2 separate regions of the Mus musculus genome follow, and region 2 is linked to region 1. The links are chromatin contacts, found by Hi-C or POLR2A ChIA-PET in ENCODE. All regions are on one chromosome and are shown on one strand. The core of a region is the stretch at or near the end of the contact, and the rest is flanking DNA. Distances in the headings are between cores, read along the strand shown. Region 1 holds the start of Zfp263 (zinc finger protein 263). Region 2 holds the start of Trap1 (TNF receptor-associated protein 1).

The links. A loop is a pair of places that touch in the nucleus more often than their neighbours do. ChIA-PET counts read pairs that join two places held with the same protein, here RNA polymerase II (POLR2A).
Region 2: a map of regulatory T cell shows a loop between it and region 1 (4-fold over the local background). The contact joins the promoter of Trap1 here to the promoter of Zfp263 in region 1. A Hi-C loop is called at or near these places in 1 of 37 maps with a recorded cell type or tissue (regulatory T cell). POLR2A ChIA-PET finds 5 or more read pairs at or near these places in 1 of 5 experiments (embryonic stem cell).

What each region holds. Positions count from the first base shown.
Region 1 is chr16:3,741,821-3,746,416 of GRCm38, forward strand. Zfp263 (zinc finger protein 263) reads left to right here and starts at 2,279. Exons shown (of 6, transcript NM_148924.3): 1 at 2,279-2,947; 2 at 3,957-4,137. The coding sequence starts at 2,555.
Region 2 is chr16:4,075,111-4,079,706 of GRCm38, forward strand. Trap1 (TNF receptor-associated protein 1) reads right to left here and starts at 2,700. Exons shown (of 18, transcript NM_026508.2): 1 at 2,583-2,700. The coding sequence starts at 2,670.

The sequences.
Region 1 (4,596 bases), core at 1,029-3,528:
GGTCCCCTGGGAGGTCAGCTACTGCTCATAACTGCGGAGTCATCTCCCCAACCCAACCTCCCAAGTCTTAGCCAGCTTTTTCTGAATGAACCTATACCAGCCCATGTGCTACCTAGTGTCTAGATAAATAGGCATTTGCCATGGCAGCCTGTGGGCTTTTGTACCTGTGATGAAACTACACACAGTCATCCAAAACAGACCATTTTTATTTCCACAGCCTAAGCTTTGCTACAGGTTAGCTGTATGAACTTAGGCCATCGACTTAACTGGCACTATTGGGAACAAGCAAAAGAAACTTATTCTAAATACTACCATTTTCTTTTTAGGTCATAGGACCTAAATTCAAGGTCCCAGGCTCTCGTGGAGCTGAGGACTTCCCAATAGTTAAACAGCTTCTATTATAAAGAAACAGTTGTCTGAGTCCTGACATCTCAGGGACAACTTTTAAGTTGTCTGAGTCAAGACATCTCAAGGACAACTTCTCTATCTTGCTGGCAGGATCAAATTAAGTTCATGTTCCCAGGCCCAGGCCCCAACTTCCATCCTGATTGATGGAAACTCCCTTTCTCAACCCCTTTTGTCAAAATGATTGGACAATGCTACCACCCAGCCCAGCCCAGCCCAACCCCCTTGCTTTATTGTTTCCTTTAAATATGCTGCACAGCATCCCCTCAAGGTCACAGTTCAGCTCATGAGTCTGTTCTACAGCCCTGATCAATCAGTAGCAGCTTGATTACAATAAATTTTTGGCATCTGCATTGACCTGGTATTTGAGTTATATTGGGACCTCACGACGGCACTCCATGCCATAACCACAGGACTTACTTCATACCATATCTTCAAAGTTCTATTTCATGTATGAATGCTGAAGCTCTGAAGGGAAAGATACCCTGGCAATCGGGAACCAAAAGTCGTGCCGCACGACAAACCTCATTCAAGAGACTCATTGGGAAGGAAAAATCCAGAACATCATTCTCAGCTCAGGAAAGAAAGCAGGGAACTGAGTGGTAGGCAGGGTTTATACAAGATTTCTTAATCTTCCCACCACAGCTTTCCAGGGTGAGGATTGGTAGAATTTCACTGAGCTTGAAGGAGATCAGAGACTGATGAGTTTGCTCAGGGCTTGAAGGGTTTCTATACCAAGCTCCAGGATTAGTGGGTTTTTCTGTTCAGGGTTGGTGGGATTTATTTATTTTTATCTTTTTGTCTTGTAGGGTGGGGCCAGGCTACTCTTCCTCCTCGGGCCAGGGAATGACAGTAACAGCTATTATTAAACAACTATTAGGGTTAGGGACCATTAAGGAAGTCAGAGGTGGGAGGGACCTGGCTGCTGGAGCTCCTGGTGGCCATTTTCCTGCCTCAAGGTCTTACAAAGTATAAAAAGTTCACAAAGGGAGACCAGAGCAAGGAAGGCTTTCCCTGCCTCTTGAGTTGCAATGAATAGACAACAATGTAAGCATGTGTCCAATAAGTGATTACGGGTTTTCGTGACACACTCCTAGAATCTGCAGACTCCACCACCTGTCTGTGACAGCTGCAGTCTCAGGCCTGGGCTATTCTCTCTTCAAAAAATAAGGAAGTCCGCCTTGGTGTTTCCTTTTCTTCAACCTTCAGGAAAATAGTCAGAGCCGATGATTATGCTAATCCTTAGACCTGCTCTGGGAGATGGCAAGAGCAGTTCATACCCAGAGCGTTCTTCTGGGTCGACCAGCCACCTAAAGATGGAGGACTAGGGACCATCGCTCACAGGGAGGCAAAAGCTCGGGCACGGGTATGTTTATCGTAGCTCGACAATCCATTTAGACCTGCTCAAGCCACAGTGCAGGCGCAATAACAAGGGCGCGCCATGGACTACATTTCCCACCAGCCCCAGGCAGCTCGAGCCCTGGAAGCACAGTCTATTTCCGGTTGTAGGTCTCCGGAGTGTTGGGATCGGCCTTCGGAAAGGTTTTCTTTGTTAAGCTTCTGGGCCCCGACATGACACTCTAGCGCCTCTGGACTCTGGTTCAAGCGTGGCTGAAGAACTTACCTTTTGGCAAACTTTCCTATGCAAATCTGAGCCAGGTTGTCCCCGGGTCACATCCGCCCAGGGATTCCCACCCCTACCGCTTCCCCACCTGGAGGCCCCGCCCATTGCGTAGCCCCGCCCCTCATCCCCATCCGACTTGTTCCCCTCCCGCTCTTTTATGCAAATTTTCCTTGTCCTGGGTGGACCGTGAGTACGTGGTGAGACCCGACCCAATGGGAGACAGCGCAAGGGAAACGTGAACCGGAAGTCCGTCCTGACTAGCGGCCGTTGGCTTATGACGCCTAACTCGCGTGCTGAGGCTTGCGACCCGGGCCCTGCGACTTAAGTTCTGTGCGGGCCTGAGAAGCCGGTCAGGTGGCGACGCTGCAGGCCTGATATTGCTGAGATTGTGACCTGGGTTCCTCCGGCGGGATTTGGAGCCCGGAGTCTCTCGGTTGCTGCAGCCGTGGCCTACTGCTGTACAGAACCCAGGGCGTCTCTCAAGGCGGACGTAGCTGGTGTCGGGACCTAGGCTGGTGTCGGGGCATGACTATGGCTGCGGGCCCAAGCTCGCAGGAGCCAGAAGGGCTCCTCATAGTGAAACTGGAGGAGGACTGTGCCTGGAGCCACGAGGTACCCCCGCCTGAGCCAGAGCCCAGCCCGGAGGCCTCCCATCTGCGATTTCGACGGTTCCGCTTTCAGGACGCCCCGGGTCCCCGGGAGGCCCTTAGCCGGCTTCAGGAGCTTTGCCGCGGGTGGCTGCGGCCGGAGATGCGCACCAAGGAACAGATCCTGGAGCTGTTGGTGCTGGAGCAGTTCTTGACTATCCTTCCCCAGGAGATTCAGAGCAGGGTGCAGGAGCTGCGCCCAGAGAGCGGCGAAGAAGCAGTCACTCTTGTGGAGCGTATGCAGAAAGAACTTGGGAAACTGAGGCAACAGGTGACAGCTGTTTTACCCGTGGTTTGGCCCGGAAGTCATTGTGCTAGCCTCTTCTGTAGTCGAATATACTTGATCGTCCTGAGTACACTTTACAGGAAGGAGAGGGATTTTTTTGTAGCTTATCCTTTCCTTCCAGATTGTTCCCATATGACGACAGTAGGAAGTGAGGAGCACTTCCACCAGTATTTAGTTATGTAGTTAGAAAGCTTCTCACAGGCCTCGTGACTTTGGGCAGACTACTTAATCTGTTTCGTCCTGTTTTTCTGTTGGCTAAAGCACTGTCTGGGAATAATTTTGAGGACTTGGAGAAAAGTATGTCGTTTGGATGACACCTACTGCCACTGCTTTGAGGGGTTTGTTTTGTGACAAAGTCTTACGTAGCTCAAGCTAACTGACTCAGTGTGTAGTTGAGCTTGGCTGCAGAACAGTGGTGGTCCTCCACCTTCAGTCTCCCCAAATTCCGAGTTCTAGGGTTACAGGCAGAGTCTAGATATGTAGCCCAGGCTTAAACTCGAGGCAATCCTCCTGCTTCAGCCTCCCCACTGCTGATTCCCACAGGCATGTGCCACTATCCCAGGCCTATATTTAGTGGATAACACCCAGCATATCTTAGTCAATAGTTTGCAATACAGAACTGGATCTCTGCTAATTGAACTCTGAAAAACAGCTAAGCACCGAGGGGCTATGGTCGCAGCCTGATAAGTTCACCTTATCTAGTAGTGAAACGTGGAAGCATCTAGAACAGGTGAGTGTGATCGAGCAGAAGTGAGGAGTATCAATGGAATATGTTGAGAAAGTGTGCATTGAGAGTGGACCCTCAGTTTTCTTGCTCCATCCCTCCCCCATTTTCTGCTACCACCTAAAAAGCCCTTAGCATAAAACATCTTCTTGGCCAAGACCAAAGGGATAGTCTGTGGTTCTCTGTTGAGGGTGTGTCCTAAGAATCCTGTACTAATTTCCAATTCTGTCAGCCCCGTTGTGATGATGAGTGATGTGGGTTGGTTCCCAGGTCACAAACCAAGGGCGGGGAGCAGAAGTGCTTTTGGAGGAGCCTTTGCCACTGGAAACAGCAGGAGAGTCACCGAGCTTCAAGCTGGAGCCAATGGAGACTGAGCGAAGCCCTGGCCCCAGGCTGCAGGAGCTGCTAGACCCCAGCCCCCAAAGGGACTCCCAGGCTGTAAAGGAGAGGGGTGAGGAACAGTTATCTGGGCAGGTGGGAGGGAGGAGGGGCTCTGGGATTGCCACTCACCCTAGCAGAATGTGGTACAGGTGCCAAGGAGAAAGAATTTCTGAAGTTAAAGTTCTCAGTTGTGTTCTGAAAAACCTAAAAGTGGTGGTATGAATTCTGTAAAGGTTGGATGGGAGGAAAGGGGAAGCTCTTAGTAAAGCCATTCTGTGTACAGAACAGGCAAATTCTAGTTAGCTGATTGATGTGGGGTGTATGGTTAGAACCCTGTCGGCCAGGATGGAGGATGGCTCACATGCCTTTACTATAACCCTGTTACTTTAGATCACCTTAGCACACCTTTGCTACTTTTTGTTTACTGTCAATCCTAAAAGCTGAGACTTGCAGTTGGGGAATGCATATTGTCTTATAATCTGGGCTGCTAAGATTTGGTGTTACTGTTCTCATTATAATTTCTGTTATC
Region 2 (4,596 bases), core at 1,450-3,949, 330 kb after region 1:
ACACACCTAGTGCCCATGTTCCCCCCTAGCCACAACCACATCCCTTTTCCACAGGAACTGTTAAGAGTTGGCTCAGGGCCTCCCGTGTTGTCCTCCCAAGCCTGTCCTGTCCACTATTCACAGTAGCCTCTCCCATTCACCACTCACTCTCCTATCTATACGGCTCATTCCAGTGCTGGTTTAGGGCATTCCTTAATAAACTTGTTAAGATATAATTAACTTTACTGAATTACAACAGAGACAAGCTTTTCATCTCATAAGCCAATGCATCTATTACAAAAGCAGATTTTTCTCCAGCCTGAGACTGGTTCTGGGCACCCTGCAGAAGCTTCTTAGTTGAGCTTTCAAGAGGAGGAAAAAAAATCACCCGGAACCACTCAAGCGAGCAAGGGGTGAAAACACATGAGCTGTGAACTTCTACTTCAAAAAGATCACCCACCTTCCCTACAGATCTGTAACTGTCCGTACTAGAGCTCTGCTCATAATGGTAACTCACAGGCAAGCAGTGTTCTAAGTTGTGAGATATGCTGGCTGTTTTTCTGCAATTCTTGTTGGGTTTCAGTCCCTGGCACAAGAGACTGAGGTACATATTTTACACACTAAAGCAGACCTGGCCTCTAGATTCTCTCAGTATCTCACTCCCTACCTGGCATACCCTGCCCCTAATCCTAAACTTTCCAGCCCAGGGGCTGGGCTGCCCTTCCTCTAGACGTTCCTTCTTATATAATCTAGACATTTTGATGTGTGTCTCGCTCTGTCTCTTTCTCTGCCCCCTACACACACACACACCCCTTCCCAAGGCAACTTTCCTGGCCTTGGTCCTTGGGGTCAGTGAACTCGAGAGAGCAGCTTCCCAATAGACCTGCCTTTACTATAATCTAATCTGGTTTATCTCACTGGCTGTGGAGATATAACCTATCAATTACAAATGTCAGACCATCTCCAATTTACAGAAGACACAGGTGAGAGCTAGTTACATGGAGTGCCACTTCCTGTCTGGCCTTCTAGTTGTATCCTACCTTGACAAGTTTATTATAGATGGCAAGCATGAACTTAGGAGCATCAGCAAAGACAGAAATCAGGGAAGCTCTGGAGAAACAATGAGTCAAACAACCAATTGACCAATCAACCAACAGCACGGGGTTCTTGATAGCTGATACTTCCCAGAAGGAACACAAGGAAGCAGGCTGAAATCTTTAATGAAGTGGCAATCTCTCCAATAGGAAATGGATACTATGTATGTATTTTCTCCACCTAAGACCCAGGGAGAATTAGTGCCACCACAGCAGCAGGCAAAGTCGGTGAAAAGGAGCACCAATGTTGCAAATAAAAAACTTGAGCTAGACTCCAGAGTCAACTTTGGGAACAGACTGAGCAAACCAGCCAAGGTTGAGAAGGTGTTTGCAGAACATGATGCAAAGATACACAAGAAATCAGAGAAGATACGGATCCACTGTTAAGTAAAACCAGCTTCTCTGTAGATAGAAATCACAAGAGATGTCTTCTACACAGAGCTCTTTTTTTTTTTAGTATTCTCCGTGGCACTGGGGACCAATTCAGGGCCTATGCAAGCCAAGCACAAACTGCCTTTGGGGGCTCTTTTTTTGTTGTTTTGGTTTGAGACATACTCAAATGTTGGAAAAGATACTATGGGTAAATCAGTTTTGCTACTAGAGGACACATATACAGACAAAAGTATTTTGAGCACCAGGCACTGTGGCACACTTTAATCCTACCACTCTGGGGAGCAGAGGCAGATGAATCTCTGTGAGTTTGTGACCACCCTGGCCAGGCGGAACATATATGGTGAAACCCTGTCACCCTCCCCACACCCAATAAAAAACTGAGGTGAAGTTTGGCAGATTAGCTAATACAGAAATAAAAGGGCAAATTCTGAAACCGAAAACATGTTCCTAAAGATTTAAGCAATCGCTCACTCAAATCTGTTAAACACTGTAACGATATTTGTGGCCAAGAGAACATTTAGTGGAGGATGAGAGCGACAAAACTTCGGAAAGCCATTGGGAAGCTATGTTTATGCGAAACATAAATGTAATGAATGCCAGAAGCTTTAATATTCTTTCGCAGTTAATTCTTGACTTGAGCCCTTTTATGTAAAAATAGCTGTAAATACGTATAATTTAAGTGTATGTAACGCTAACATCTTCACTGTTACATGAGTGCGGGGTGGGAAAGTATAGATTAAGGTTATTCTCTCTCCTTTCCTTTCTCTTTCAATTCCAGGGATCAAACACGCGGAGTTCACTGGCTCCCTGAAGTCCTGGGTAACCGTTGGTTTTGCTCACCGTAGTTACCCCAGGGCTTGACTTCTGCGAGAGCTGAGCTTGTGAACAGCCGCGTGCAACGAACTTGTCAACCCAAGCGCGGGAGCGTCTGCAATCAGGACTACCAGGGACTGACGAGAGCAGGCTGTGGCTGCCCGTGACTCGGCTCCCCAAAAGCGACCACAAGGTCCTACTCCCCGCCCCACTTAGCAGCTCCGGCGCAGTGCGGCCTCCCGCCGGTCTAAGAGTGTGCACACAGCCTCAGACGCCGCCTCTGCGCTCTCGTGCCGCGCTCACCTCGCCGAACTCCAGCCAGCGCGGGGGCCCGCAGTACAGTCTGCAGCCCGCGGCCCCACAGCAACACAGCTCGCAGCTCGCACGCCATGCTTCCTTTCCCAAGTGTGGCTAACAGCCTAACAGAGTGATGAGGGGGCCTTCCGCGGGGGCGGCTCAGTGACGTCATGGCGCGCGACGGGCTGTCCAAGGCGTTGCCTGTGCGAGAACGGGAACGCAGCAAACCGCAGCGCGGGGGCCCTGAAGACTGTACTTTTTGACCTTGGATCTCAGTGACAAGGTCGCTGATCCCTTGCATTGTGCGTGTGAGGGTTATAGTGTCCCCGGCCCGCGGTGCTGGCGGTCCCTAGGCGGGAGCATCCCATTCTCGAGATGGCACTACCCAGCTGGAGTGTGGATCCACTGAAAAACTCTTACAGCAATGCCAAAACCTACACTTTGACAAATTTTAGGTTTGACTGTTATTCGCCAAAACGTGAGCTCAGTAACCAACACCTTTGGACTTACCCGTTTATTGTGACTTTCTCCCTACTGGAAGCTTGTTTGGGGATCCAGGCCACAAACCTTGTCTCTAAAGTTTTTTTTTTTTTTTTTTTTTTTGTTTTTTTGTTTTTTTGTTTTTGTTTTTCGAGACAGGGTTTCTCTGTATAGCCCTGGCTGTCCTGGAACTCACTTTGTAGACCAGGCTGGCCTCGAACTCAGAAATCCACCTGCCTCTGCCTCCCAAGTGCTGGGATTAAAGGCTTGCACCACCACGCCCGGCCCTCTAAAGTTTAATCCAAACTCCAGCCGCCTCCAGAGCAGGTCGCTTGTCCCGGTCCTAACCTCAGAGTAAGGCCCAGCGAGGACCTTTCTGACAGGTTCTCGCTTGATTCTGACACACACCAGATACATTTTCCTATGATCAGATTTTACTAAAACATTAGAGCGATTATCTAGCTTGTTAGCAGACACTAGTAGCAAGAGCAGTTAATTCCTGGATCCAGAATAGACTTGAAGTTTTGGTATAGGGAATGTTTAGTTACTGTTCTAGGTTGACAAGGATTGCTCCCACATTGACTTTATAGATGGAAAATAGATAAGAATGGGCAGATATGAGGCCAAACTTTAATACAGGCTCTGTATTTAAAGTGCCTGTTGCCCTGATAACCCCAAGAAATTGACAGAGCACTGTGTGCCTGTGATCTCAGTGCTGGGGAGACAGAAACAAGAGAATCCTTGGGTTTTGCTAGCCAACCAATCTGATTCTGATGTCCCATGTTCAGTAAAAGGCCATGTTTCAATATAAGGTGGAGAGAGCACCTGAACACCTCACAATTCCTACCCCTAACCCCCAGCCAGTTCTGCTCCTGCTGGGCCCACATCCTCCACAACCAGCCCCACCCCTGCTCCCTAGTGTCTTTTTCCATGGTCACCCTTAGATCCTCACAGTTCTAGCTTCTGCCCCCAGGTTCTGTATTACCTCCTCTAATCTGCCTGAGTCCCAGTCATCACACAGAATAGCTTCTCTTGATACTAATCCTCGAGGTTTCATTCTTTTAATTCTCCATTCTGGAATCATCTCTTCAGTCAGAAATGACATACTCAGCCGGGCGTGGTGGTGCAACACCTTTAATCCCAGCACTCGGGAGGCAGAGGCAGGCAGATTTCTGAGTTCGAGGCCAGCCTGGTCTACAAAGTGAGTTCCAGGACAGCCAAGGCTATACAGAGAAACCCTGTCTCGGAAAAAACAAACAAACAAACAAACAAACAAACAAACCAGAAATGACATACTCATCTGTAGAACTCTTCTGTAGATATGGCTTGAGAATATTAAGAAAGGAGAAGTGACATTTAGTAAAGGAAGGGGAATCTGGGCTTTAGTTAAGAATGGGGATGTAGGTTCTGCCCAGTATAAACTTCTTACATTCCAGGGAAACCAACTCTATCTAGGCCCACCTGTGGCCCACCAGGAAACCAGTTTGGAACCCATGCATTACCAAGGGAAATGACATCCCACAAAATTCCAAGGGCCATT